Regions from separate parts of the Homo sapiens genome. Here region 1 is linked to region 2. The links are chromatin loops, found by intact Hi-C in ENCODE. Cell type or tissue: B cell. All regions are shown on one strand. Links, peaks and the distances in the headings refer to the core of each region. The heading gives the core; the rest is flanking DNA.

Region 1 (12,676 bases), core at 4,496-12,495, 71 kb before region 2:
GGAATGGAACAATACTGGGAATTGAGAACACAAGCTTTAGTGACAGACTTGAGTTTGAATCCCAGCTCTGTCATTTACTAGCTAGGTGATCCTGATTAAGTTATTTACTTCTCCAGGCCATGTTTTCCTCACCTGCAAAAGGGGTTAGATAATGACAGTACTTGCCTCCCAGAATTATTGCCAGAATTAAAAGAGGAAGTATATAGGATTTAAGGTGGTGCTGGGCACATGGTTAGGACTTGATAAATAGTAGCCACCACTTATTGTTTTTGTTTGTTTTTGTTTTTGAGATGGAGTCTTGCTCTGTTGCCCAGGCTGGAGTGCAGTGGTGCGATCTCGGCTCACTGCAGCCTCCACTGGGTTCAAGCAATTCTCCTGCCTCAGCCTCCCGAGTAGCTGGGACTACAGGTGTGTGCCACCATGCCTGGCTAATTTTTAATTTTTTTTTTATTTTTAGTAGAGACAGGGTTTTGCCACATTGGCCAGGCTGGTCTTGAATTCCTCACTTGAGACCGTCTGTCCGCCTCGGCCTCCCAAAGTGCGGGGATTCCAGGTGTGAGCACTGAGGAATAGTGGCAGAAGGGAAGAACTTTTGCTCCGTTTCCTTCCCTTAGAATGTCAGTTTAAACAACTTATATAGGGGATAGGAATGTAACATACGTTTAGGTTTGAAATAATTTTTGAAACTCCTTTTAGCCTTCAGTTTTGCTTCTTTCATTATATCATTTTTACATGATGTGCTATCAGGTAACCAAAATTCTAGATTTAAGTTTGATTCTCTACTATTCCCTGTGTCAATTTGTCTAAGCAATAAAAGGGCTATGAATCAAATAGGAGGGGGGAAAAAGAGTGAAGAGCTTAATGTAACTAGATAAACTGCATATAAACTAGGTAATCAGCTTCCCTAATTGACATTTTTTTTTTTTTTTTGAGATGGAGTTTCGCTCTTGTTGCCCAGGCTGGAGTGCAATGGCGCGATCTCGGCTCACTGCAACCTCCGCCTCCTAGGTACAAGCGATTTTCCTGTCTCAGCCTCCCAAGTAGGTCAGATTACAGGCATGTGCCACCATGCCCAGCTAATTTTTTTGTATTTAGTAGAGACGGGGTTTCACCATGTTAGGCTGGTCGCGAACTCCTGACCTCAGGTGATCTACCAGCCTCGGCCTCCCAAAGTGCTGGGATTACAGGCGTGCACCACCATGCCTGGCCCCTAATTGACTTTTTAAGGCATTTTATCCCGTGAGCCTGTTTGCTTTGGCTCCTGTTCATCTGGATTTCTAGGTGAAAAGTAGGTCATGAACACTCATTCAAAATCATCGAAAACTGGAGTACTGAACCCTGAGTGCTTTCAAGACAAATTTCAATCTGTACCTGGTGTTGACTCCAAAGTTGCTCGCTTGCCCCAAAGAAAAGAACAGAGAGATAAGGAGGCTAGGGCTTGAGGTTAAAGTGTACGTATCAACAGCCAGGTGGGTCAGAGTTGAGGATGAGAGGGCTCAGTAGAGCAGGAGGTGTGAGTGTTTGGTTTTTATGTTCTTGCTGCCACAGGCAATTTTCCAAGGTTCATGTCAGCCACAAGGATCAAAGGAGGAAAGCCATTCTGCATGAACATTTTCATCTCCTTTACACGGTCTTTAATTATATAGCACCAAGATGGACCAGGAAAAATTTGCCAGAGTACTAAGGCTTTTATGATTTGATGCCCTGTTTTTGCAGTTTAGACAGATATATATTTTTCCAGTATGATTTCCAGTTTCTACTGAAGCCATATGGAGATACCACATCTGTACCATCTATTCTTACTTAACTCCAGTCATCTAGCCAAGAAATGCAAATTTCCAAGTAAAATTATGAGTTAGCACTGCTTTTTTGAATTTAAGGAGATACTTGAAAGAAGGATATTTGAAGAATTTACCGTTTCTGGATGAAGCTAGCTGGTGAGATTACTAAGGGTATCTACTATCTACATTGGATAGCTATTCTTCTTTTTTTTTTTTTTTTTTTAAGATGGAGTTTCCCTCTTGTTGCCTAGGCTGGATTGCAGTGACATGATCTCGGCTCACTGCAACTCCGCCTCCCAGGTTCAAGCAATTCCCCTGCCTCAGCCTCCCCATTGGCTGCAATTATAGGCGCCCACCACCACGCCCAGCTAATTTTTTGTATTTTTAGTAGAGACAGGGTTTACCACGTTGGCCAGGCAGGTCTCAAACTCCTGACCTCAGGTGATCCGCCTGCCTCTGCAGATAGCTATTATTCTAATTGGTACCGGTGTCAGATTATATCACAGATTACAAGAAGAGAAAGAGTTCAGAAGGCCATTTAGTTCACCTGTCTTACCCCTATGCAAGATTTCCTACAAGCCACTCAAGATAAGATTTTTGGCCTAAGGATTGGCTGACACGTGTAATCCTAGTGCTTTGGGAGGCCGACTGGGAGGATTGCTTGAGGCCAGGAGTTGAAGACCAGCCTGGACAACAAAGTGAGACCCCTATCTCTACAAAAAAATTTAAAAATTTTGAAATGTGGCATGTTCCTGTAGACCTAGCTACTCAAGAGGCTGAGGTGGGAGGATTGTGTAAGCTCAGGAGTTCGAGGCTGTGGTGAGCTATGATTGTGCCACTGTATCCATCTAGCCTGGGTGATAAAGTGAGGTCCTGTCTCAAAAAAAAAAATTTTTTTTTGCCCTGTTTTTAAATATATCAAGAAATTGTAATTCTACCCAAGTAACCTGAAACAAGACCAGTAATATATAACACTCTTCAGAGTTGAGAAATTCATCCTTCTGTATAAATTAAGTATTTCTCTTAATTTAAAGCCATTTTAGATCTGTCTCCTTCCATTAAATAAATATTTGAGTTTTTTTTTATTATTAAAAAACCCTTCATATACTTGATGACTGTCCTCAGGTCACTCCTAAACGTTCCCTTTTTTCACACTAAATTTTACTCATGTCTTATGAAATCCTCTGAACAGTTTTCCTGCTTTTTCTAGTAGTAGAAATAGAAATAGCTAACATTTGTTAGACACTTAACATGTGCTAGGGACTATGCTAAGTTTTTTAATTATATGATCCTTTTTAATGCTGATAATCATGTTGTGAGATAGAGAAGTATTCTCATCTTACATGTGAGGAAATTGAGGCTCAGATGAGTTAAGTAACCTGACTGTAGCTAGTAAGTGGCAGAGCTGGGATTTGAATCCAGGGTCAGTTGACTCCCAAGCCAGAACTCCTAATCACCAGGTTACGCTAGACTATCTTTTAAGCTACCCACTCCAAAATCACTTTTAAAGAAACATAAGGATTACAGCTTAGCAGTTTTCTAATAAAGATGGAAATAGTACTGAATTTAGGACATAATCAGACTCCTATTAATATGTTCTGTTAAATAGTAATATCTTGTTAATTTTTAGGACAAAAACCCTATACACATCCTATGTAAGAATATTGTGATTATTACCCTCCAGATACTTTTTAGCCTCTGAAAATAAAAAGACCATTTCCACATAGTCTTCACTTTGTTATTTACTCAGTACCACTGGAGTACTTAGCATTTTAAAGAAACAGGGTGTCTTCTGTCTGGGAGGAGTCTTACCTATTGAGATAGTTCAGACTGCTTCCTAGAGCTGGTAAGGTTAAAAAAATGGAATGAGTCTAGGAAATATTAATAGGTTAGCCATACCAGAATAGGTCTTTGAGACCCATTCCAGTTGAGTAAGGTGGGATGATTGCAGGGTCTTCCAACATTAGAGAAGAATTTCAACTCAGATAGGAAGGGATGGGGAAGGGTAAAAGCAGGATTTTTCAGGAGACAGGTGATATACAATAGTCACTGTGGAGAATGAAGTATAATAATGGCAGCATATTTGTCTACTCTACATAGATGTCCTGCAGGCATCTTAAACTCAACCTGTCTTAAACCAGTATTCATTACCACCCCGCCCACCACGCCCACTCCCTGAAACCTGATTCTTCTTCTGAATCCTTTACCATCAACTCTTCCTTCTTCCATATCAGTCACGTCAATTCTATTTGTGGGATATCTCTGCCTTTTCTTCTTTCTTTCTTTCTTTCTTTTTCTTTTTTTTTTGAGACGGAGTCTTGCTCTGTCGCCCAGGCTGGAGTACAGTGGCACGATCTCGGCTCACTTCAAGCTCTGCCTCCTGGGTTCACACCATTCTCCTGCCTCAGCCTCCCGAGTAGCTGGGACTACAGGCGCCCACCACCGCTCCTGGCTAATTTTTTGTATTTTTAGTAGAGACGCGGTTTCACCGTGTTAGCCAGGATGGTCTTGATCTCCTGACCTCATGATCCGCCCGCCTTGGCCTCCCAAAGTGCTGGGATTACAGGCGTGAGCCACTGCGCCCAGCCTGCCTTTTCTTTCTTAATGCTACCCTATGTCCAGTCTTGCTCCTCCCACCCTTCCAACATACTACTGGTAGTTACTTGATCTCTGCTTTTAAAAGCTAATGCCACTCCCTAACTGGAAACCTTTCATGATTTCTTACTGCATACAATATAATGTCCAGAGGCCTCAGCCTGCCATTCAGAAGTCTTGTCTTAACCCACTTTTTCCATCCTTATCTCATTCTCTCTCCTCTAGGTTTTCCAAGCATCCTGTCTCTGTCCCCGCTGCGGTGCCTGTACTGATGTTCACCTCTGCTTGCGGCTCTTTTTTCCTCCTAGCTGCCTCTCAAAAGTTCTGTCTGTTTTTGAGATCCAGCTCAAACTTCACACTTCATTTCTGTCATATAGCATAACACAATATGCGTTGTATTTGATACACATGTGCAAGCCTTTTTTCTCCACTGTATTGTTGACTCTGGGAGAGTAAGACTGTATTCTCTTTGCCCAGCCTAGCATGATGTGGGGATAATGCATAGAAAACTCTTAATATGGTGCTTGATGTCTTCTTTGTACTCAATAGTGTTCTAATAAATAAGTGGGTGCTCATTGTTGGTGGACTTTGAAGATGGAAAGGGCTTCAGCTGGATAATAGTGTGAAGCCTTAATAACAGGCTAGGTATAAATTGAACAGGGAAGTCATGGCGTAGCACAAAATTCCTCTCTTTTGGTTAATTAGTATTTTAGTGTTGTTTACAACTTGAGCAGTTTGAAAAGGGAGGAGAGTAATTTAGAGGGAAAAATGACGTTGGTTATTTTTTTTCCAGAGAGTAGAGAGCTGTGTATGCCTCAAACATGAGAGTTTTCATGTTTCTTCAGCCTTCACTCCCTCAGTATGGTTTTGTGTTTGTTGTTTCCTTAGGTATTATATTTGTCAAGGCCCCATATAGTATAGAGTTTAGAATTCAACTGTTTATCAAATACTTTAGTGCCCACTTTCTACCAGCACAATGCTAGGTACTTTGAATGTAAACATGAATAAATATGGTTTAACCTTAGAAGTATTTAAAGAATGGCACAGGAGAGCTGGGAAAGAGGATCACAATTAATTATGAGAAGTCAGAAGGCTCCATAGAAAACGAGAGTTGAAATGTGTTCCACCAGGAGAGTGATGCTATGGAAGTCAAAGACAAACAATTTCAAGGAGGAAGAAGTGGTCAAAAAATATTAAATAAGTATTAAATGCCAGTGCTATTTATAGTAGATTGTGTGACTTACTTAGCGTTCAGTAGGGGCAAAATGGAATACCCACATTGTATAGAATGCTGCCACTTTGCTTTCTGCAATCACAGAAGCTGAAGATTCTGGATGACTATTGGTGCTACTAAATCGTTAGAGCAGAGGTACCTAACCAACTCTACTAAATCAGAAAAGGGGCAGGGGTGAGGGTTGGGTTGCAGGCACAATCTTTTGAAAAAGGTTCCCAGATGATTTTTTTTTTTTTTTTAGACTGAGTCTCACTCTGTCGCCAGGCTGGAGTGCAGTTGTGTGATCTTGGCTCACTGCAACCTCCGTCTCCCTGGTTCAAGCGATTCTCCTGCCTCAGCCTCCCGAGTAGCTGGGATTACAGGCACACGCCACCACGCCCAGCTAATTTTTGTATTTTTAGTACAGACGGGGTTGGGAGTTTCACCATGTTGGCCAGGATGGTCTCGATCTCCTGACCTTGTGATCCACCCGCCTCGGCCTCCCAAAGTGCTGGGATTACAGGCGTGAGCCACCGTGCCTGGCCTCCCAGGTGATTTTTGATGAACAACCCTGGTTATGGACCATTGCCTTGTGTCAGGGGTTGGCAAACTTTCTGTAAAGGACCAGACAATATTTAAGGTTTTGTAAGCTATGTGGTCTCAGTTGAAATCACAGACAATACACAAAGAAATGAGCATGGCTGTGTTTTAATTAAACTTTTTATTTACAAAAAGTTTTTTTGTAAATAAAACAAAGTTTGTAAATCCCGTGGATTAGGCCCACAGGATGCCTTCTGTAGGGAGGAAAAGAGGTAACTTTTCTTCCTGAAGATTTATTCAGTGGCCTCATTGTCATCTGTGTAGCTAAGCGTACATGCATTGTGAATGTATTCATATAAATGTGATTTTTTTTAAAAGCTCCAGTTATGGCATGCAGATTAATTTTAATGTATGCAGATATTTTACCAGTCATTTATATTAAAATGAACTTTACTTTTGAGGTGATAAAGGAGAATGAATGTAAGGTCAAAGAGAAACTTGGAAGTGTAATGATGGAGGAAATTGGGTCTTTGGCTATTACTGAATACATTTTTTTAATGCATAATTTTTTTATTTGCCTCCATTTAATACTTTTTGGTAACTGGGAATACTGTCAATTAATTTCATTATAAAATCCTCATTTATTTTTGCTAATGGAGGAGATCCAAAACCAATAATATAAACAAAATGTATTCTTGGTGTTGGGGGCTGTCTTGGTACTTATTTGAGCATAGGTGTGGATGAGGTGTTCTTCACAGACTAAATATAGCAAGCGGCATAGCAGTTTAGAGTACCCTCAGCTGGAAAAACCCATACACGAGAAAAGCTTGGACATAAAAATCTGAGCTCAGAAAATGTCTGTCTGAATCTTTCAGATACACAAAAAGAAACTTCAGAAACTCCAATAAGATAATTTATATTCCTCATCAATCATGATGCAGAAAGTCAGATAGAGTTGGAGTATGTGATATTCTGAGCAAGGTCAGGAGATGAGGTTAAGGCTTAGTTCATTTCCCTCCAATTTCCAAGACATCTGAAATAATCTATTCAGTAACTACTTAGATTTAGTCTGTTAAATCTAGTAAAAATTTAATGAGTACTTTTCAGTGGCCCTATTTTTTAGAAGCACCTGGAATTTAAGGTCCTAATCTGTTTTTCAAGCAACTTGTCACTTTTCAGTGACTGACAGCTTTCAGATTTCACTGTTTTCTGGCTTTCCATTTAAACCTTAAAAGTAGTGTTTAGTTTGTGTTCTTATGAGACCTCCTTCAAAATGCTGTATTTTTAAAAAATAGTAACTAAAGGATCAAACAGAAACAGTTATGAGTTCGTATTCCACCCTCCCATGAAGTGGCACTTTTTAAGGAATTTTTAACACATAAATTTAACAAATAAAAACTAAAACAGCAGTTAACCAGATAATTCAGAGCCACTCTGTTGTCTAGTTATTTGGATATGTGAGGTATTACTATAAATAAAGCAATGAAGCTGGAGTTAAGGAGCATTTTTGGGGCATCTCTGAAAACTTGCCCCTAACTGTACTGTCACTTTCTAGTTTTTATTGGAGGTAGTATTACCTGTTATTAAAACAAAAAGCCAAGCACCTGCGTAAAGTAAGCTGCTTTCACTTTGTTTTTGGCTCGTATCTCCTGTGCAAATATCCTCAGTACAGCGTTCCCTACTCCAAGAGCTTTTGGCATTTTTTTTTCTTTGCCTACAGGCTCAAGAACGTGACCTCTTTTTGTACCCTTCTTTGCCTTGTCTGTGCATTTGTAGCAGTTTTCTGGGAGCAGGTTTCTTTAGAACAGTTAACTGCTTGGCTGTGAGAATGTGTATCTATACACTGATAGTCAGTTACTGACAGACATATTAGATATAGGACAATGAAGCTGGACAAAGCTAAGTTGCAGACAGCCTTTCCTCCATCAGTTCCCTATGGCTCTATCTGACCATTAGGTTCCAGCTTTTCCCCAAGAGCCTTGTCGTAGAAGTTGGCAATCTCATTTTCATTTTACTCCCCTATAGTTACTGAGAAAGCAATATTTTTCCTTTTGCTCTTTAAGACTTCTTTTTGCAAACTGAATTTCAGTCCTGTCCTAGTTAAGTTGACTGAGGAGCAGGTATGCCCCAGCCTCTGGCTCCTACCCGACATTAGCTAAGTCTCAGTCCATTTAGTTCCTTGTGTCTCCTCTCATGCATGACTTAGTTCCTCTTTCATCAGTGGGTCAGCTCCTTGAGACTCTGCTTATGTTGCACAATTTAACCTTAAGTTAGTGTAGCTTCTAACAATACGATAGAGACGCCATGCAAATATCTGTAATAAGACAGGACCTCTTTTTCCAGTATCCCTAATTTGAAGCTGTTAATTAATTATTAAGGTTTACTAGGTCGACTAGGTAGCAAACTGAATAGGGGAGTGAGAGAAAAATTATTATTAATGAAGAAGTTTTCACCTCTATCTAAATCAAGAACTTGAAATCAGGATACAAGCAGGATAAGCTGAGAATTAACATGTATGCCTATGTTGGAGGCAGGAAATTAGCCCTCAACAGAATATCTGATACATGGGGCAGGCCTTTTTTGCGGGGAGTTGGGGAGAGGTCTTCCATTGTTTTTGAAAAACATGTTTCTGTCAGGTTAACTTTCATTTTCCCACGTTTGAGGGAGCCATGGATACTGTGCAAGCATGATGGTACATGGCAGCTGACAGTCATTCTGCTGAAGGCCCAGTAGGGACTGTGGTAAATTGGAGAGCAAATGTTTTGTGTAAAGGGAGATACTGGAGCCATTATTAGGGTATAACCAACCAGGTGCCTTGTGGTAGAGGGGTCCCCATTTTCCAGTTATTTCACCTTTTTCTAGGGAAGGCCTCTTTGTTTTATTTTTATTTCCTATAACATTTTTTAAGCTGGACTAGCCACCTATCTGGTTTCTCAGCTTCTTTAATTTTTCTTTTTATCTCATCTTAGTTTTCAACCTTGTTTCTAGCGGGGCTAATCTTTTCCCTGAAACATTCTTGCCACGTTCATTCTGTGCTCCTCCAACTGGATTGATCTCCCCAATTTCACCATTCCCAGTCCTAGATCAGAATGTTTAAATATTTTTAGAAGTAGCTGAAGATAATTATGTTAAATCTGCAGGTATTAGAAACATGAATGAGAAAAAATATGCCATAAGATTAAGATCTTCAATAATAGAGTATGTTTGCAATGACATACTTACTGAACAGTACTTTGTAAGGCACAGTGTTACTCTTCAAAAAAAAATTCTGTCTAGAATGAATTGATTGATAAAATTTATGTATTTATAATCAGCCATATAATGGAGTAAAATGATAAGAGCCAAAATGAACAGTATATATCTTGAGTCCCATAGGAGTTTAGAGAAAAAGGATTATTTTAGAGGTTGGAATATAGCATGGTAGACTAAGATAATTTTCCCTTTTTGTATTCATAGGTAAGCAAGCAAATGTAAACATTGTATTTTGGCTTTATTATGGATAATTTTTGCTATTTTGTTAGTACCTTGCCAGAAATTTGACTGCTTGTATGTGAATGCTGCATAAAATAGGTCCTGGGAATTCTAATTTAGCAAAATTCCAACTCCTAACCTTGTAAAGAAGTTTCCACTCCGAAAATATTTTTTATTGGTATGTCTTCCTCTTTCTTGTCTTTCTTGAGTGAAACTGACTATAAAAATAAAGTAAGCTTTAAAAAAATTATCTGTCCTGAGTTGCTGTAGTTAACTGGTTATTTGCAAAATGCATGTATTTCACCATAGCAGCTTAAAACCAGTTACTTTGGGCAGATTTAAATTTATAACCAGCCAAAAACTATTTTGGTATATTTTGGGTTTTTGGTTCCCATCTTATTCTCACCAGACTGAGAGACGGGTATTGAAAGCATTTACTAGAGTTTTCCTAATTTGTTTTTTAAATAATATTTTTGCATATAAAAGTACTTTTGCCCATTGTAGAAAAATCAAAATACAGGGCATTATGAAGAAAACCAGCCACCCAGAGATAGCCACTTAGCATTTTGCTGTTTTTACTTGCACCTGTTTTAAAGAATCTATGTTATAAACATAGTTGGGTTCATAATTCACATAGTTTTGTATCCTGCCTCATTTTTTTTAACTTAACATTACACATAGATCTTCCTGAGCCATTCCAATTTCTTTGAAAAGAGTGGCTGTAGAACATTCTCTCATATGTGTATACTATAATTTATTTAAACATTTTTCTTTTTCTTTTTTTCTTTTTTTTTTCTTTTTTTTTTTTTTGTGATGGAGTTTCACTCTTTTTGCCCAGGCTGGAGTGCAATGGTACAATCTCAGCTCACCGCAACCTTTACCTCCCAGGTTCAAGTGATTCTCCTGCCTCAGCCTCCCGAGTAGCTGGGATTACAGGCATGTGCCACCACACCTGGCTAGTTTTGTATTTTTAGTTGAGATGGTGTTTCTCCATGTTGGTCAGGCTGGTCTTGAACTCCTGACCTCAGGTGATGCGCCCGTCTCAGCCTCCCAAAGTGCTGGGATTACAGGCGTGAGCTGCTGTACCCGGACCTAAATATTTTTCAATTGTTGATAGGTGGTTTTACATTTTAGACTGTTCTAAATAATTCTACAATGAATGTGCTTGTGCATTAATTGCTTGAGTGTGATTATTTTTTAGACTAGGTTTATAGAGTAAAATTACTGGCTTAGAGAATACAAATTTTTTAAAAACCTTGTTGAATAAGGCAAATTGCATTCTAGAGAGTATGTACCAATTTCCAGCTGTATACAACAGTGCCCATCTTAACTGTATCTTGTCAATGTTGAGCTCAATATAGTATTTTAAATGGCACCTCTCTTTTCAGTTTTGCTCGCTAATTGAATTTAATATATTTTTTTCAAAATGTACCCATCTAAACCTGTTTTGGATGTAAGTTTCAAGATAAACTACTTTCCCTAAAGTTCTTAGTGAAGTGGGATAATGTTTGATGCGTTAAAAAAATAGATTGCAAAATAGTATGTGTAGAATTACGTTTCACTAAGCATTGTAACACTGTGAGGCATCTCTGCTTGGTGAGTATGAGTGATTTAAAATTTTTCTTTGTGCTTTTTTGTTTTCCAGAATTTCTTTAATATAATAGAACTTTGTAATTAAGCTACAGTTCAAATGCTGTACCTCCTTAAGAATTTATAAGCCATCCAAAAGCTTTGCCTTCTTGATAATTTGGCATAGTATTTCTTTTTACAGTAATACTTTGAAGTTTCTGTATTTATTTAAGGAAGAAAGGGGTATTTCTTGTATCAATAATGGGCACTGGCCCTCATGTTTTCTGGGAAACAGCTGTAGTGAGACTGTTTCTGTTTCTGACATATGAATATTTTTTAAATGATAGCCTGAATGAGAGTTTTAGTGTTTGACTTGCTTAGAGAAATGTAAGAAATTTTATTGGAATTTATATTAGCCTCTTGGTACACCAATATTGCTTAGAGGCCGAGTAATCCAAAAGTTAGGAATGCTAAGTGTTCTTTATGTTCAAATTAATAAAAAGAGGGATGAGAACACTTTAGAACAAGGTGTCCAGCAACCAAGAAGCAAATGAACAGTTTTTTAGATTTAGCTTGTTGTGAATCTATTTTGGCATGTCATGTACAGTTAAATGGCCTCATTATAAAAGTTCACTTGGTACAGTACATTATGATATGTTAATCAAAACCACTGAAAGTCATTGTTATGTAACTTTTTAAAGATAACTTTTTTCCTAAATGTAGAGCATGAGCTAGTTAATCAATATGAATTATCCATTAAATTCAAAAGGTAAGGTATAATAAAATACATTGAAAGAATCTGTTCTTTTATCTGTTTGCCTGAATTCATAGTGCAAGAGGTAAGTGACATAGATTAAATTGAAATACTGTGCATATTTTCATAATATAATCAACTTGACATCACAAAATAGTCTCAGAGCTCAAGGTATTAAAAAAACTACCTAATTCTTTCACCTTGTCTCCTTCCCTCGCTTTAAATGGATTTTACTAGGTTCTCAAATAGTAAGTTATGTGAGATATTTTTCCCACAGAGTCTCATTAATTAAGTGGATTTTTTTTTTTTTTTTTAGACGGAGTCTCGCTCTGTTGCCCAGGCTGGAGTGCAGTGGCACGATCTTGGCTCACTGCAGCCCCCACCTCCTGGGTTCAAGCAGTTATGCTTCAGCCTCCCAAGTAGCTGGGATTAGAGGCATGCGCCACCACACCCCAGCTAATTTTTTTGTATTTTTAGTAGAGATGGGGTTTCACCATATTGGCCAGGCTGGTCTCAAACTCCTGACCTTGTGATCTGCCTGCCTCTGCCTCCCAAAGTGCTGGGATTACAGGCATGAGCCACCGCACTTAGCAATTAAGTGGAAATTTTAAGGAAAACTTTTTTTTTCTGGTATGAGACATTTTCTCCAGTTACTTGTACCTAGGAAGATCTGGATTACATAAAAAGTCTCTTTTATAATGTTATATACAGCTCACATTCCTGAATTACAGTATTTCAAATTTTCTCTTGACC
Region 2 (16,259 bases), core at 5,152-13,151:
AGAAGCCAAAGAAACAGATTCAAAATCAAAGTGGTAAATTTTATCAAATGCAATAGAAAGGACAGTTATATAAGGCCAAAAAAGTGTCCACTGGATTTGGCAAGAAAGCAGTCACGCAGTCAATGATGTCTTTTGCCAACAGTTTTGTACAATGGTGGGTGCAGAAGACAGATCACAAAGAGTTTGAGGAGAAAATGGAAAATGAGGAATTGGATAGAGCAAGTAAGGACAACTCAAAAAGCCAGCTGTAACCAGAGGAAGATGCATCGTCAAGAGAGGGCTTTAAACATGTTCATTCATTCAATTATTTGTTTACTTACCTTATTTTTAGGATAGGAAAAACTTGAGTGTTTACAAACCTAAGGGGAAAAACTAGAAGGAAGGATAAACAAAAGCTATGGGAGAATAAAATCAGCATTTGATAGAGGCAAGTACCAAAGGTGATGGAATGCAGGGCACAGATGGATCTGCTGGCCAGAGAAGGGACACCTCACCCCTAGGCCTGGAGGAAAGCGGGGAAGAAGCAGTGTAGATGTGGATGGAAAGAAATGGATGTGGTTCACACTTGAATCCTTCAATCTCTTCATAAACTAATGGGTTGAGTCTATTTTTCTACAGTGAGGATGGTGGAGGTTGAATGGGGATGCATGTTTACATTACTTTTTAAAAAGTCTTCACATCTGTAATGCCAGCACTTTGGGAGGCTGAGGCAGGAGGATCACTTGAGCCCAGGAGTTCAAGACCAGCTTGGGCAACACAGTGAGATTCCGTCTCTATAATTTTTTTTTTTGAGACGGAATTTCCCTCTTGTTGCCCAGGCTGGAGTGCAATGGTGCAATCTCGGCTCACTGCAACCTCCGCCTCCCGGGTTCAAGCAATTCTCCTGCCTCAGCCTCCCGAGTAGCTGGGATTACAGGCATGTGCCATCACGCCCGGCTAATTTTGTATTTTTAGTAGAGACAGGGTTTCTCCATGCTTGGCCTCCCAAAGTGCTGGGATTACAGGCATGAGCCACTGCACCTGGCCCTCTATAAAATTTTTTTAAAAAATTAGCCAGGCATGGTGGCACACGCCTATAGTTTCAGCCACTCAGGAGGCTGAGGTGGGAGGCACCTGAGCCCAGGAAGTCGAGGCTGCAGTGAGCTATGATTGTGCCACTGTACTCCAGCCTGGGCGACAGAGCAAGACCATGTCTTGAAAGAAAAAGGGGAGAGAGAGAGAGAGAGAGAGAGAGAGAGAGAGAGAGAGAGAGAGAGAAGAGGGGGAGGGAGGGAGGAAGAGGAAAAAGGGAGGGAGAGAGGGAAGAAAGGAAAGAGGGAGGGAGGGAGGAAAGAAGGAAGGAAGGAAGGCAAGAAGGGAGGGAGGGAGGGAAGGTCATGGTTTGGTCCAGGCATGGTGATTCACACCTGGTAATCCCAACACACTGGGAGGCCAAGGTGGGAGGATCCATTGAGGCCAGGAGTACAAGACCAGCCTGGGCAACATAGCAAGACCCTGTCTCTAAAAAAAAAAATTAGCCAGGCTAAGCAGGATCACTTGAGCCCAGGATGTCAAGGCTGCAGTGAAGTGAGCTATCATTATGCCCACTGGACTCCAGCCTAGGTAACAGAGCAAGACCCTGTCTCAAAACATTTTTGCCTTTTTTAACCTTTTTTTTTTCCTTCAGGGAGGTATGGCCTTAGACTATTCAGAACGTTACTGGTGGGAATAACAAAGGGAGCTGACCGAGGATTTATACAGGACCGTGGAGGGGTGTTTAGAGCCAAGTTGAGATCTGAGCCCATGAATCTGTACCAGTCTCCATGGTTGTGGGGTTTTCTCCAGCAGTACTCAGCAGCCTAGTATATGGACAGAGAAAATGGGGTGTGTTTTGAGCCAGGGTGTGGCTTAGCCATCTTGGCAGAGCTGAATCATAGGGTACAAAGGGCTTCCAGGAGTCAGGGAGAGTGATTCAGGTGGGATCCAAACAGAACTGGTAAGTAAAGGAAGTCAGGAACAGGGTGGGAGACCGTAGAATTGGAGATCTCCATGAATCTGAAGCACAATTAGGGTGGCTAGAGAGAACCGGAGAGGAAGCAAATCGCAGTCAGAGATTAGGATACTACAGTTTAAGGGCTGCCATGAGCAGCACTGGAAAGCGTCCCCATACCTTATACCACTGTAGGAGGCTATACATTCTAGTTTCCCTGAGACAGTCCCAGTTTACATGTTATTCTAACATTTTGTCTAATTTAGCATTTGTCCCAAACTTCATTTTCTAACAAAGTTTAAGTATTAATAGTTGCATTTAAATAAGCCAGGATGAGTCTGTTGGGCCACCATATTTTTATTTTTAGAGACAGCGTCTCGCTCTATCACCCAAGCTAGAGTGCAGTGGTGCAATCACTGTAACCTAGAATTCCTGGGCTCAAGCGATCCTCCCACCTCAACCTCCCAAGCAGCTAAGACTACAGGCACGCACCACCATGCATGGCTATTTTTTTTATTTTTTTGTAGAGACAAGGTCTCGCCATGTTGCCCACTCTGGTCTGGAATTCCTGGCCTCAAACGATCCTCTCACCACAGCCTCCCAAAGTGTTGGGATTACAGGGGTGAGCCACCTTGCCCAGCCTAGGACCACAACTTTTTAATTCCAACTTCTGCCTTGGTCTCATCTACTAGTTTGTGAGATGCATATACAGAGAACCAAGTTCTCACTTTAACACAGGGTTAAACCTAAAAGACAACCAGTGATAACCCTTCTCCCTTTCTCTAATCTTTTCCAAATACAATATAACTAACACCTCCCGCTCAAGGATAGCATGTAGGGCGTTCACTGATAACAAAGCAAGTGCAATCAGGCACTAGGGGTTAGGGACAACGAACTCATTTTATTCCCAGGTGGGAAGTGAGAGGAGTATTCACCATTGTGCGCCTTGCTGAATATGTGGTGTACCAGCCAGCTGTCCCCATGCCAAAGCCTGCAAGATACAGGAAGCTGCCAGGCCACCAGTTGGTAAGTCAGTGGATGCAGGAAATTATACATTTACATGTATGTAAAATATATTCCGGAAATAAAGGCAGAGGAGTCCTGCCATAGAACATATATCGAGTAGTCTGAATACTTTTGGTATAACAGTTATTCATTATACAATGTGTATCTACAACTCATGTTTTTATTTTTTTATTTTTATTTTTTTTTCTGAGATGGGGTTTCACTCTCCACCCAGGCTGGAGTGCAATGGTATCATCTCGACTCACTGCAACCTCTGCCTCCTGGGTTCAAGTTATTCTCCTGTCTCAGCCTCCTGAGTAGCTGAGATTACAGGTGCCCGCCACCACGCCCAGTTAATTTTCATATTTTTAGTAGAGATGGGGTTTCACCATGTTGGCCAGGCTGGTCTCAAACTCCTGACCTCAGATGATCCACCCACCTCGGCCTCCCAAAGTGCTGGGATTATAGGAGTGAGCCACCACACCTGGCCCAACTCACGTTTATAATAATTTTTTTTTCTAGAAACAGAGTATCACATTGTTGCCCAGGCTGGTCTTGAACTCTTGGCCTCAAGCGATCCTACTGCCTTGGCCTCCCAACACTGGGATTACAGGTGTGAGCCACTGTGCCTGGCCTATTTTATTGTTTGATAATGCTTTTTTAAATTTTGGAAACAACTTTTCCAGCATATAAGTTCAAAAACTAAAGTGCATAATTAATGAAAAAGTAAATACTGAATCTCTTTCTCAAGAAAGTTGATGATAAATGTATAACATGCATAAATCATTTGTCCGCATTTATCAGCCACTCACAGGGCACAATGATGTCACTGACCACATGAAAATCAGAAGACATAAATCTGCAGAGAAAGCATCAGTATCTACCTCAAAAGTTTGTCGGTTTTTTTTGTTTGTTTTGTTTTTTGAGACAGAGTCTCGCACTGTCGCCCAGGCTGGAGTGCAGTGGCGCAATCCCGGCTCACTGCAACCTCTGCCTCCCGGGTTCAAGCAATTCTCCTGCCCCAGCTTCCCAAGTACCTGGGATTACAGGCGCCCGCCACCACGCCCAGCTAATTTTTTGTATTTTTAGTTAGAGTCAGGGTTTCGCCATGTTGGCCAGGCTGGTTTCGAACTCCTGACCTCGTGATTCACCTGCCTTGGCCTCCCAAAGTGCTGGGATTTCAGGCGTGAGCCACCGCGCCAGGCCGGTTTGTAGTTATTTTAAGACTGTGGCCAAAGAGGTACAGCTGCAGAGAGGTATTTACATACTGCTCTGTGAAGGACTTTTGTTTAGATCAAATGACTTATTTAGATCAAAATTCATTGGCTCATTTTCCATTTTATGTTGCCTTGTACATGATGAAAAGTGAAGCACTACTTGTAATGCGTAGCTCTATTAGCAGAACTTCACAGTTAAATGATGCCAGTTTAATGTTGATATCTTTAGATGGTTCCAATAGAAAATCAGTTGTATTAGTCGGGGTTCTCCACAAAAACAGAAGCAACAGGATGTACCTGGATCTATCTCGATCTATCTATATGTCTATATGCGAGGTTGGGAGAGATTCATTTATTTTAAGGAATTGGCTCACGCAATTGTGGAGGCTTGTTGAGTCCAAAATCTGAAGGTGTAGGCCTGCGGTCTGAAGACTCAGGGAGGAGTTGCAGTTCCAATCCAAAGGCAATGTGCTGGAGAATGCCTTCTTGATCAGGGGAGGTCAGTGTTTGTTCTATTAAGGCCTTTAGCTGATGAGGCCCACTCACATTATGGAGGGTAATATGCTTTCTCAAAACCCACCGATTTAAATATTAATCTCATACAAAAAACACCTTCACAGAAACATCCAGAAGAATGTTTGACCAAATATATGGGCCAAGTTGACACATAAAACTAACCATCATGGCCAGGCACGGTGGCTCACGCCTGTAATCCCAGCGCTTTGGGAGACTGAGGCAGGCAGATCACGAGGTCAGGAGTTTCAGACCGGCCTGGCCAACATGGTGAAACCCCATCTCTACTAAAAATACAAAAATTAGCCCGACGTGGTGGCACACACCTGTAATTCCAGCTACTCAGGAGGCTAAGGCAGGAGAATTGCTTGAACCCGGGAGGTGGAGGTTGCAGTGAGCCCAGATCGCGCCATTGCACTCCAGCCTGGGTCACAGGGCAAGACTTTGTCTCAAAAAAAAAGAAAAAGAAAGAAATTAACCATCATGTTAGTTAATTCCAATTATGGTTCAATTTTACACCCCATTTATGGAATAAAAGTAAAGTTTATGGAGGCCGGGCACGGTGGCTCATGTCTGTAATCCCAGCATTTTGGGAGGCCGAGGCGGGCAGATCACCTAAGGTCAGGAGATCGAGACCATTCTGGCTAACACGGTGAAACCCCGTCTCTACTAAAAAATACAAAAAAAATTAGCCAGGCGTGGTGGCAGGTGCCTGTAGTCCCAGCTACTCGGGAGGCTGAGGTAGGAGAATGGCGTGAACCCGGGAGGCAGAGCTTGCAGTGAGCCGAGATCGCGCCACTGCACTCCAGCCTGGGTGACAGAGCGAGACTCCGTATCAAAAAAAAAAAAAAAAAAAAAGTAAAGCTTATGGAAAGTTATTCTGATGAAAGTGAAACATCTGGCATTATTGAGAAAACCATTATCAACTCATTGAAAAAGTAAACATTTAGTATAAATATTTTTGTGATGATTGTTTTTCATAGAAATACAAATTTTGGCGGAGCACAGCACCATGGTTAAAAACAGACTTCTTAATAAAGAAATTTCTAGAGAAGAAATACAGTTGGACTTGGTTGTGGCGCACAAATAATTCATAATTGTGTTCAAACAAGTCGATTACAAAATTGTTTCTGGCTGGGTGCAGTGGTTCATGCCTGTAATCCCACCACTTTGGGAGGCCGAGGCAGGCGGATCACCTGAGGTCAGGAGTTCGAGACCAGCCTGATCAATATGGTGAAACCCTGTCTCTATTAAAGATACAAAAATTAGCCGGGTGTGGTGGCGTGCAACTGTAGTCCCAGCTATTCGGGAGGCTGAGAAAGGAGAATTGCTTGAACCTGGAAGGCAGAGGTTGCAGTGAGCTGAGATCACACCGCTGGACTCCAGCCTGGGTGACAGAGCAAGACTCCATCTCAAAAAAAAAAAAATTGTTTCTGGAAAGGCATCGGGAAGAGGAATCTTAGGTTACACTCATGCTTTCCTTATTTCTTCCTGCATGCAGATATTCCAGTAAAGAACAGTGACATACCTAGCATATAGGACGTCCAGAGTAGATAATTTTTTAACATTTTTCACCTCTATGACAAAATCATTTTCAATAATAATCATATAATAATTAGGAATAATTATTTTCTTGCTTTTGTCTGTAGTGGGAAAACAATATTTTAGAAGAATACATTTCCACTTTAAATATAATGTGGAAATTCAGTAAACCATTTCATATGTGAACCAGATTTTCACTTACCAAGAAAAAGTCTTACATCTTGCAGATTGCAGTGTTTGCTGTTTTCCATTTTAAATACAAATAAAAAGTCCAAATTGTCACACAGAATGACAAGATTGAAAGAACAGTACTGTTTCTTTGTTTTTACAATCATCTGGCTATCATTATTTGTTTCAAATCCACTATTAAAATACAGGAGTATCTGGTACTGCAGGATTTGGAGAAAGGAACTGCAAGCCAGAGGCAAGCTGGAAGGATTCTGAATTGTTGGGTACCTAATTTAGAAACAAATTTGAGTAGCTGAGACCACATGTGTCAGGGGACGAATATATAACCGGAAGTTCTCTGAATTAACTTCCTGATAGAACACAATGTTTGTTAAAAGGATAAGTAATGAAAATGTTCTAATATGAATTTCAAGTTCTATGCCAAATAGAAATGCATTCATATATTCACCAAAAGATATGTACAAAATGTTCATAGTAGCATTATTTCTAATAGCCCAAACCTGGAAACTGCCCAAATGTCCATCAACAGGGGAATGGATAAGAAGTCTTAGAGGCAGGCTGGGCGTGGTGGCTCACATCTGTAATCTCACCACTTTGGGAAGCCAAAATGGGCGGATCACCTGGGGTCAGGAGTTCAAGACCAGCCTGGCCAACATGGTGAAACCCCATTTTCTACTAAAAATACAAACATTAGCCAGGTCTGGTGTCACACGCCTGTAGTCCCAGCTACTCGGGAAGCTGAGGCAGGAGAATTGCTTGAACCCGGGAGGCAGAGGTTGCAGTGAGCTGAGATCATTCAACTGCACTCCAGCAGAGCAGCAGAGCGAGACTCTGTCTCAAAAAAAAAAAAAAAAGTCTTAGAGGCTAGAAGAAAGTGAACTGTTTAAGGCAAAATTATTATGGAACACGTAACATTGGTATCATCATGTATTGAGCCAAGCTCTATGCTAGGCACTTTTGCATATATTATTTTGTTTAATCTTCACCACACTCTGTGACAGAGATATTAACCTCATTTGACGTATAAGAAACCAAGCACGCAGGGACCAAGGATCTTGCCCAAAGTCAAAATGCTATAATAGTGGGGAACCCAGGATTTGAACTCAGTCCAAAGCCCATACATCCCTTTTCCATTACAGCCTGCTGCCTCTCCAGGATAAAGAGGGAAGACAGGGAAAGTAGGGAAGTATGGACTTCACAAATTCATACATGCTAAAATTATAACAGCTACTGTTTCTTGAGCACCTATTATGTGGCAAATACTATATGAGGTACTTTACATAAATGATTTTTAGAATTCTCGTAAAACTCTTCATGGCAGTAGTTATTATTCTCTCTCTCTCTCTTTTTCTTTTTTCTTGAGACAGGATATTTCTCTGTTGCCCAGGCTGGAGTGCAGTGGCACAGTCTTGGCTCACTGCAGCCTGGACCTCCTGGGCTCAAGCCATCCTCCCACCTCAGCCTCCCAAGTAGCTGGGGCTACAGGCACATGGCCACCAGGCCCAGATAATTTTTCATTTTTGTAGAGACTGAGTCTCACCATGTTACCCAGGTTTATTATTCTCATTTTTTAGATGAAGAGACTGAGGTCCAGAGAAGCTCAATGACTTGCCTAGTTTTACAAATCTCCTGCCATCACATACCCCTCAGCGTCCTTAATAAGAGGGAGGCCACCAACTATGTGCTGGGCACTGTGGTGGATGCTGGAGCTATAGGGTTGAGTATATAAGAAATGGTGTTGCTGGAGCAACTGTTGCTTGCTTACCTGACCTATCTGAGAATTAATTAGCAGGGGAACATATTTTTGTTTTCAGATTCAATATAAGAACTTGTGTGGGCAAAAATAAAGATCAGTAGTAATAACAGTAGTTCCCATTTGCTGACTGTACTGTCCTAAGTGCATATATATATACATACACACACGCATACCTATACTCCTCTAATACTCAAAATGATCCTGTTTATGTATTGTTAATATGCTCATTTTATTTTTAAATTTTTATTTATTTTTATTTTTATTTATTTTTGAGACGGAGTCTCATTCTGTCGCGGAGGCTGAAGTGCAGTGGTGCGATCTCAGCTCAGTGCGACCTCCGCCTCCCGGGTTCAAGTGATTCTCCTGCCTCAGCCTCCGGACTAGCTGGGATTACAGGCGCCCGCCTCCACGCCCAGCTAATTTTTGTATTTTTAGTAGAGATGGGGTTTCGCCATGTTGGCCAGGCTGGTCTCGTACTCCTGACCTTGAGTGATCCACCTGCCTCGGCCTCCCAAAGTGCTGGGATTACAGGCATGAGCCACCGCGCCGGGCTAATATGCTCATTTTAGTGAGGCAAAAATAGAGGCTCAGAGTCTGATTTGTACAAAACTACAGAGCAGTTAAGTGTCCTCTCAGATGTGTACCCTGATCTGGGTGACTCTAGGACTCTAGGTCTCAACTGTTACAACCAGTTAAGGGTTTGGGGAAGCACTGGGCCAAGAGTCAGGAAAATGGAAGCCACAGGTAGTGCAAGGTCTTGGGAATGGGACGTCTGGTCCAAGGATTCACGCGATGACTGGAACCCGAAGAGCCGGGGCCCGGTTTACGGCCGCCATGAAGCAACGCGCGCCGGTAGGTTTGGGAATCAGGGAGCCCTCTGAATAGGAGACTGAGTTGGGAGGGAAAGGGGCTTCGCTGGGGGAGCCTCGGCTTCTTCTGGGAGAAAATTCCCACGGCTACCTAGTGAGCCTGCAAACTGGTAGGCGCCGGCGTAGGCGCGCGGGCGGGGCCGGGGGCGGGGCCTGCGGGGCGTGGCGGGGCGGGCAGAGGGCGGGGCCTGCTTCTCCTCAGCTTCAGGCGGCTGCGACGAGCCCTCAGGCGAACCTCTCGGCTTTCCCGCGCGGCGCCGCCTCTTGCTGCGCCTCCGCCTCCTCCTCTGCTCCGCCACCGGCTTCCTCCTCCTGAGCAGTCAGCCCGCGCGCCGGCCGGCTCCGTTATGGCGACCCGCAGCCCTGGCGTCGTGGTGAGCAGCTCGGCCTGCCGGCCCTGGCCGGTTCAGGCCCACGCGGCAGGTGGCGGCCGGGCCCTGAGGCGCGGGATCCGCAGTGCGGGCTCGGGCGGCCGGGCCCAGGGAACCCCGCAGGCGGGGGCGGCCAGTTTCCCGGGTTCGGCTTTACGTCACGCGAGGGCGGCAGGGAGGACGGAATGGCGGGGTTTGGGGTGGGTCCCTCCTCGGGGGAGCCCTGGGAAAAGAGGACTGCGTGTGGGAAGAGAAGGTGGAAATGGCGTTTTGGTTGACATGTGCCGCCTGCGAGCGTGCTGCGGGGAGGGGCCGAGGGCAGATTCGGGAATGATGGCGCGGGGTGGGGGCGTGGGGGCTTTCTCGGGAGAGGCCCTTCCCTGGAAGTTTGGGGTGCGATGGTGAGGTTCTCGGGGCACCTCTGGAGGGGCCTCGGCACGGAAAGCGACCACCTGGGAGGGCGTGTGGGGACCAGGTTTTGCCTTTAGTTTTGCACACACTGTAGTTCATCTTTATGGAGATGCTCATGGCCTCATTGAAGCCCCACTACAGCTCTGGTAGCGGTAACCATGCGTATTTGACACACGAAGGAACTAGGGAAAAGGCATTAGGTCATTTCAAGCCGAAATTCACATGTGCTAGAATCCAGATTCCATGCTGACCGATGCCCCAGGATATAGAAAATGAGAATCTGGTCCTTACCTTCAAGAACATTCTTAACCGTAATCAGCCTCTGGTATCTTAGCTCCACCCTCACTGGTTTTTTCTTGTTTGTTGAACCGGCCAAGCTGCTGGCCTCCCTCCTCAACCGTTCTGATCATGCTTGCTAAAATAGTCAAAACCCCGGCCAGTTAAATATGCTTTAGCCTGCTTTATTATGATTATTTTTGTTGTTTTGGCAATGACCTGGTTACCTGTTGTTTCTCCCACTAAAACTTTTTAAGGGCAGGAATCACCGCCGTAACTCTAGCACTTAGCACAGTACTTGGCTTGTAAGAGGTCCTCGATGATGGTTTGTTGAATGAATACATTAAATAATTAACCACTTGAACCCTAAGAAAGAAGCGATTCTATTTCATATTAGGCATTGTAATGACTTAAGGTAAAGAGCAGTGCTATTAACGGAGTCTAACTGGGAATCCAGCTTGTTTGGGCTATTTACTAGTTGTGTGGCTGTGGGCAACTTACTTCACCTCTCTGGGCTTAAGTCATTTTATGTATATCTGAGGTGCTGGCTACCTCTTGGAGTTATTGAGAGGATTATAAGACAGTCTATGTGAATCAGCAACCCTTGCATGGCCCCTGGCGGGGAACAGTAATAATAGCCATCATCATGTTTACTTACATAGTCCTAATTAGTCTTCAAAACAGCCCTGTAGCAATGGTATGATTATTACCATTTTACAGATGAGGAACCTTTGAAGCCTCAGAGAGGCTAACAGACATACCCTAGGTCATACAGTTATTAAGAGAAGGAGCTCTGTCTCGAACCTAGCTCTCTCTCTCTCGAGTAATACCAGTTAAAAAATAGGCTACAAATAGGTACTCAAAAAAATGGTAGTGGCTGTTGTTTTTATTCAGTTGCTGAGGAAAAAATGTTGATTTTTCATCTCTAAACATCAACTTACTTAATTCTGCCAATTTCTTTTTTTTGAGACAGGGTCTCACTCTGTCACCTAGGATGGAGTGCAGTGGCACAATCACTGCTCACTGCAGCCTCGACTTCCCGGGCTCGGGTGATTCTCCCCAGGCTCAGGGGATTCTCCCACTTCAGCCTCCCAAGTAGCTGGGACTACAGGTGCGCACCACCATCCCTGGCTAATATTTGTACTTTATTTTATTTATTTATTTATTTATTTTTTGAGATGGAGTTTCGCTCTTGTTGCCCGGGCTGGAGTACAGTGGCATGATCTCGGCTCAGTGCAACCTCTGCCTCCCGGGTTCAAGCGATTCTCCTACCTCATCCCCCTGAGTAGCTGGGATTACAGGCGCCTGCCACCATGCCTGGCTAATTTTTTGTATTTTTAATAGAGACGAGGTTTCACCATGTTGGCCAGGCTACTCTCGAACTCCTGATCTCAGGTGATCCACCCGCCTTGGCCTCCCAAAGTGCTGGGATTACAGGCGTGAGCCACTGCGCCCGGCCTAATATTTGTATTTTTTGTAGAGATGGTGTTTTGCCATGTTGTCCAGGCTGGTCTTGAACTCCTGAGCTCAAGCGATCTGCCCGCCTCTGCTTCCCAAAGTGCTGGGATTACAGGCATGAGCCACCGTGCCTGGCCTAGGTAGACGCTTTTAGCTTTGGGGTGTGATGCCTGCCCCAGTATATAGTGAATTTAATTATTGCTAGAGCTGGCTGTTTGTTAGTTTTCTTTGAACATAAGATACTCATTGTTTTTAGTTTGCAAATCCCTCTTCCTTTTTAAAAAATTTCTTTCCCTTAAATTGTTTGCATGTTAGCAATAACAAATGCTTAAATGGTGCTATGTGCTAGATACTCTTCTAAGCCCTGTTATGTATATTAACTAATTTTTTAAATTACACAAATCAGAGAGGTTAAGTAACTTGCCCAAGATTACCCAACAATACTAGGATTTGAACCTAAGTTTGTCTCACCCCAGATTCTGCTCTTAATCTCTAAACTTTTAAGTTAGTAGTGACAATAGTAGGTATTTATTGAATACTTAACTATGTTTTAGGCGTTGAAGTAAATATTTTGCAGGCATTATCTAATGTAAACACCCTAAAGTTACATAACAGGTACCCTTTAGGTAAATAAACACTAGTATGACCTTGGAGGCACAGATAGTTGAAGTAACTTGCCCAATATCACTTACATGAAATTGGCCCTCAAATGTGTCTGATACAACCCATGCTGCTTGTAACTATCGTTTTAAACTGCCAGGGTAAACTTGGACACACTTGAGCTAAGAAAAAGCTTTTAGATTTTTGCAAATTAATGTGAAAGATATGCTTTATGTGGATATAATATCTTCTAAATTTCGGGGATGGTAGTCCTAGAAATGTAATCCTGCCCTAGCCGAGCTTACCCTGCCAATAATTTTTTACAGAATTGGTAAAACGGAGCACCTTTTTTTTGTCCTTGGCCACACTGTTATCAACAGGGTGTAGATTGACATCAATCTGTAGGTGTAAACCAGAATTACTCTTTGTGACCACCAGGAAATAGAGCAGTTCAGTTCAGGGGTTTCTTTCTGTGAATTTAGCACTGTGACCTGCATACTACAAGTCTACTTTGTTTTCTATCCATTGTTTGTATCTGGGTATTGCAAAAGGTAGGAAAAGGACCAACCAGATCAGCAGAGAAGAGTTGCCTTGGAGTTTTCTTTTAGTTTTCTGCAGTTCATTAGATAGTAACTAGGCCATGTCATTTTACTCCCTTGTAGTGAAGATATGTTGAAGTTGTACTGGTATACTCTTCTACCTTTCTGTAATTTTATATTGTGTAGACTTGATAAAATTTATGTGTCAATCACCACCATTAATATCAATATTGAGCCTCAATTCTTATTTTTCTGCCCAGTGGCTGCCAAATTACTAACATTTACAATAATTCACTACTACTAAGATAATCTACTAGTTCGATCACATACTTCAAATTGTTATGGAACTACTGTCTTCAGCATTGTGCTTCTGATAACTGATAAGTATAATTTTTTTTTTGTCCAGAGTGAACATGTCTATTCTTCCACTGTACACACTAATAAAAGGAAAAATTGTAATATTGGGTAAATTCATGTCCTTACACATGTAGTAGTTATGAGCCCATGTCCCTAGAATGAGTAATAATTTATCCCTCCCTTGGTTGAATAGTCAAGAATGCTGATTTTAATTCTTCTAACAGCTTTATCCCTCAGAAGGGAAGGCAAGCAAGTTATATATGTAGTTTATTTGTAAGACTGATATGAAATTGGAAGATGAATCTACTATTAGCTTTAATTATTTTTACATTTAGGAATATTGCATCAGTAACTCATAATTTTGGTTTTCTGTTATCCTGAGTTAACACAAATTATCCAAGGAGATGGCGGATCATCTGCTTTGAGGTGTTTTTTTTTGAGAATTTTAATGTATCTGAATATAAAAGGTAAAAATATGCCAACTAGCAATTTCTGCCCATTCCAGAAGTTTGGAAATATTACTCATTACTAGGAATTAAATAAAATATGGTTTATCTATTGTTATACCTCTTTTAATTCACATAGCTCATTTTTATCTTTTATTTTTGTTTGTTTTTTTTGAGATGGAGTCTTGCTCTGTCACCAGGCAGGAGTGCAGTGATGCAATCTCGGCTCACTCTAGCCACCGACTCCCTGGTTCAAGCGATTCTCCTGCCTGAGCCTTCTGAGTAGCTGGGATTACAGGCAGGCACCACCACGCCCAGCTAATTTTTGTAGAGACAGGATTTCACCGTGTTGGCCAGGATGGTCTCCATCTCCTGACCTCATGATCTGCCTGCTTCGGCCTCCCAAAGTGCTGGGATTACAGGTGGGAGCCACTACGCCTGGCCCACATAGCTCATTTTTAGACTCACTTCCATTAAGTCTTGTTTGGACCCACGAACATTGTCTTTTTTTTTTTAAGATGGAGTTTCACTTTTGTTGCCCAGACTGTAGTGCAATGGTGCAATCTCAGCTCACTGCAATCTCTGCCTCCTGGGTTCTAGCAATTCTCCTGCCTCAGCCTCCCGAGTAGCTGGAATTACAGGCGCCCGCCACCACGCCCAGCTAATTTTTGTGTTTTTAGTAGAGACGGGGTTTCACCATGTTGGGCAGGCCAGGGGTGATCCGCCCACCTCAGCCTCCCAAAGTGCTGGGATTACAGGTGTGAGCCACCGCATCTGGCCAACATGTCTTTTTTTTTTTTTTCCTTTTTAACCACAAAGAGACTTAAGCAGTCCTTGTCACAGATGATGAATTGATGTTGCAAGTATTGTCTTAGCTTGGATTAATTTTCTTGCTTACTGTAATTTTAGATAATATAGCTTTGTAATTAGAGATTTTATGTGTAAACCACAAAAATGTTTACATGAAGGCCATTATTACAGATGTGACGTGCATAATTATTAGTAATTTGTATGTTTACATGGGTCAGTCTGGCAAAAAATTATGAAGTTTTAAAAATTAAAAAAAATTATAATGCCAGTTTTACTGGAAAGTAAAATTATTTCAGTAATCGATTATAGCAAAAGTATTGATTTTCATTCCAGACAAAAGTCAGAATGAAAGGTAATTTCTCAATACTCTTTCAGATTAATAAAAGTACCTGTAGCGATTTTTATCATTCACAAGTATATCACAAGTAAGTTAGAATTTGAGAACTGTGTTCTAGATCTCTGAGGAGATGCAGTCAGATTTCTGAACTGTCTCAGCAAATGGTAAGTAACTTAGAGCTAGTAATTAATAACCTGTCCTTTGATTTCTGATTCAGCCAAGAATGGCCATATTTGGGAAAGGCAGATCTGGAGAGTAACCACGTTTTCATTCATTTACCACTTCTAGGCCCCTCCAGAGCTCTCAGATATTTTGGGGTTGAGCCCTTCCCCAAAGCCATACAGGACCTTTTTTTTGTGATCTGTTCTAGCCATTTTTATGTTGGGTGCTTGTTATGGACTGAGCATTTATGTCCTCCCACACCCCCCCCATACCTTTTTTGAAGTCCTAACCCCCAGTGTGATGGTATTTGGAGACAGGGCCTTTGGAAGGTAATTACAGTTAGAAGAAGTCGGGAGGGTTGGGCCCAGGTCTGATTGGATTAGTGCCCTTATATGAAAAGACACCAGGACGGGCGCAGTGGCTCACACCTGTAATCCCAGCACTTTGGGAGGCCAAGGTGGGTGGATCACGAGGTCAGGAGTTTGAGACCAGCCTGGCCAATGTAGTGAAACACCATCTCTACTAAAAATACAAAAATTAGCTGGGTGTGGTAGCGGGCTCCTGTCATCCAAGCTACTCGGGAGGGTGAGGCATGAGAATCACTTGAACCCGGGAGTTGGAGGTTGCAGTGAGCCCAGATTGTGCCACTGTACTCCAGCCTGGGTGACAGAGTGAGACTCTGTCTCAAAAAAGAAAAAAAAAAAAAAAGAGACACCAGAGAGCTTGTTAGAAGAGGTCATGTGAGCACACAGTTAGAAGACCTTCAAGCCAAAGAAGAGGCCTGAGATTGAAACCTACCTTGCAGGTACCTTAATTTTGGACTTCCCAGCCTCCAAAACTGTGAGAAATAAGTTTCTGTTAAGTCACTCAGTCTGTGGTATTTTGTTATGGCAGCCTGAGCAGGTAGTTGTTCTTTCAGAAGGTGTTGATAATAACCACATGCAACACCAAGTCACAAATAATAAAACAGATGTAACTTATATTCATACAGAAAGTTGGGCACTGCCATTGCCTTGTTGGTTTACACGGCTGTGCTAGTTCAGTAGCAGAAAGGTGCTGGTCTCCTTTACTCAGTTTACAATCTAGGCAGTAGAATGTAATCACTGCTTTAAACTTGATACTGCTTAGGGAGAGAATCATTGGTGCTGGGTAACTTTGGGTTCTAGGTTTACTTTTTGTGTATATATAACTGTTTTTGGTAAATCACAAGTTTCTGGGCTTGTCGAATTAGATTTTGTTACAGATTATGAGCTTTATTATGCTATACAGTTAGTTGTATGTATATATGCCTTTCCCACTAGATTTTAAGCTTTTTTTTTTTTTTTTTTTTTGTGACGGAGTCTTGCTCTTGTCGCCCAGGCTGAAGTGGAGTGCAGTGGCACAATCTCGGCTCACTGCAGCCTCCACCTCCTAGGTTCAAGCGATTCTCCTG

What was found. Hi-C counts contacts between places; a loop is a spot of excess contacts. Peaks named below come from ENCODE experiments on the same cell type or tissue, not always from the same donor. Only the 100,000 strongest peaks of a DNase experiment are listed, where the experiment ranks them.
Region 1: it touches region 2 in a loop (4-fold over the local background); 8 of 110 quality-filtered maps call a loop at or near these places.

Annotation. Positions count from the first base shown.
Region 1 is chrX:134,380,582-134,393,257 of GRCh38, forward strand. The region is part of intron 3 of PHF6 (PHD finger protein 6); the gene reads left to right. Among named protein-coding and RNA genes, the nearest start is that of PHF6, 14 kb to the left of the region's middle. RefSeq lists a silencer at 924-1,124. In B cell, for the core only: no CTCF peak of the experiment used is centred there; a DNase peak (open chromatin) is centred at 8,320; H3K4me3 peaks cover 413 bases; H3K27ac peaks cover 790 bases.
Region 2 is chrX:134,450,905-134,467,163 of GRCh38, forward strand. It overlaps HPRT1 (hypoxanthine phosphoribosyltransferase 1), which reads left to right and starts at 9,261. Exons shown (of 9, transcript NM_000194.3): 1 at 9,261-9,434. The coding sequence starts at 9,408. RefSeq lists silencers at 9,133-9,252, 9,353-9,532. In B cell, for the core only: no CTCF peak of the experiment used is centred there; a DNase peak (open chromatin) is centred at 9,317; H3K4me3 peaks cover 1,353 bases; H3K27ac peaks cover 560 bases.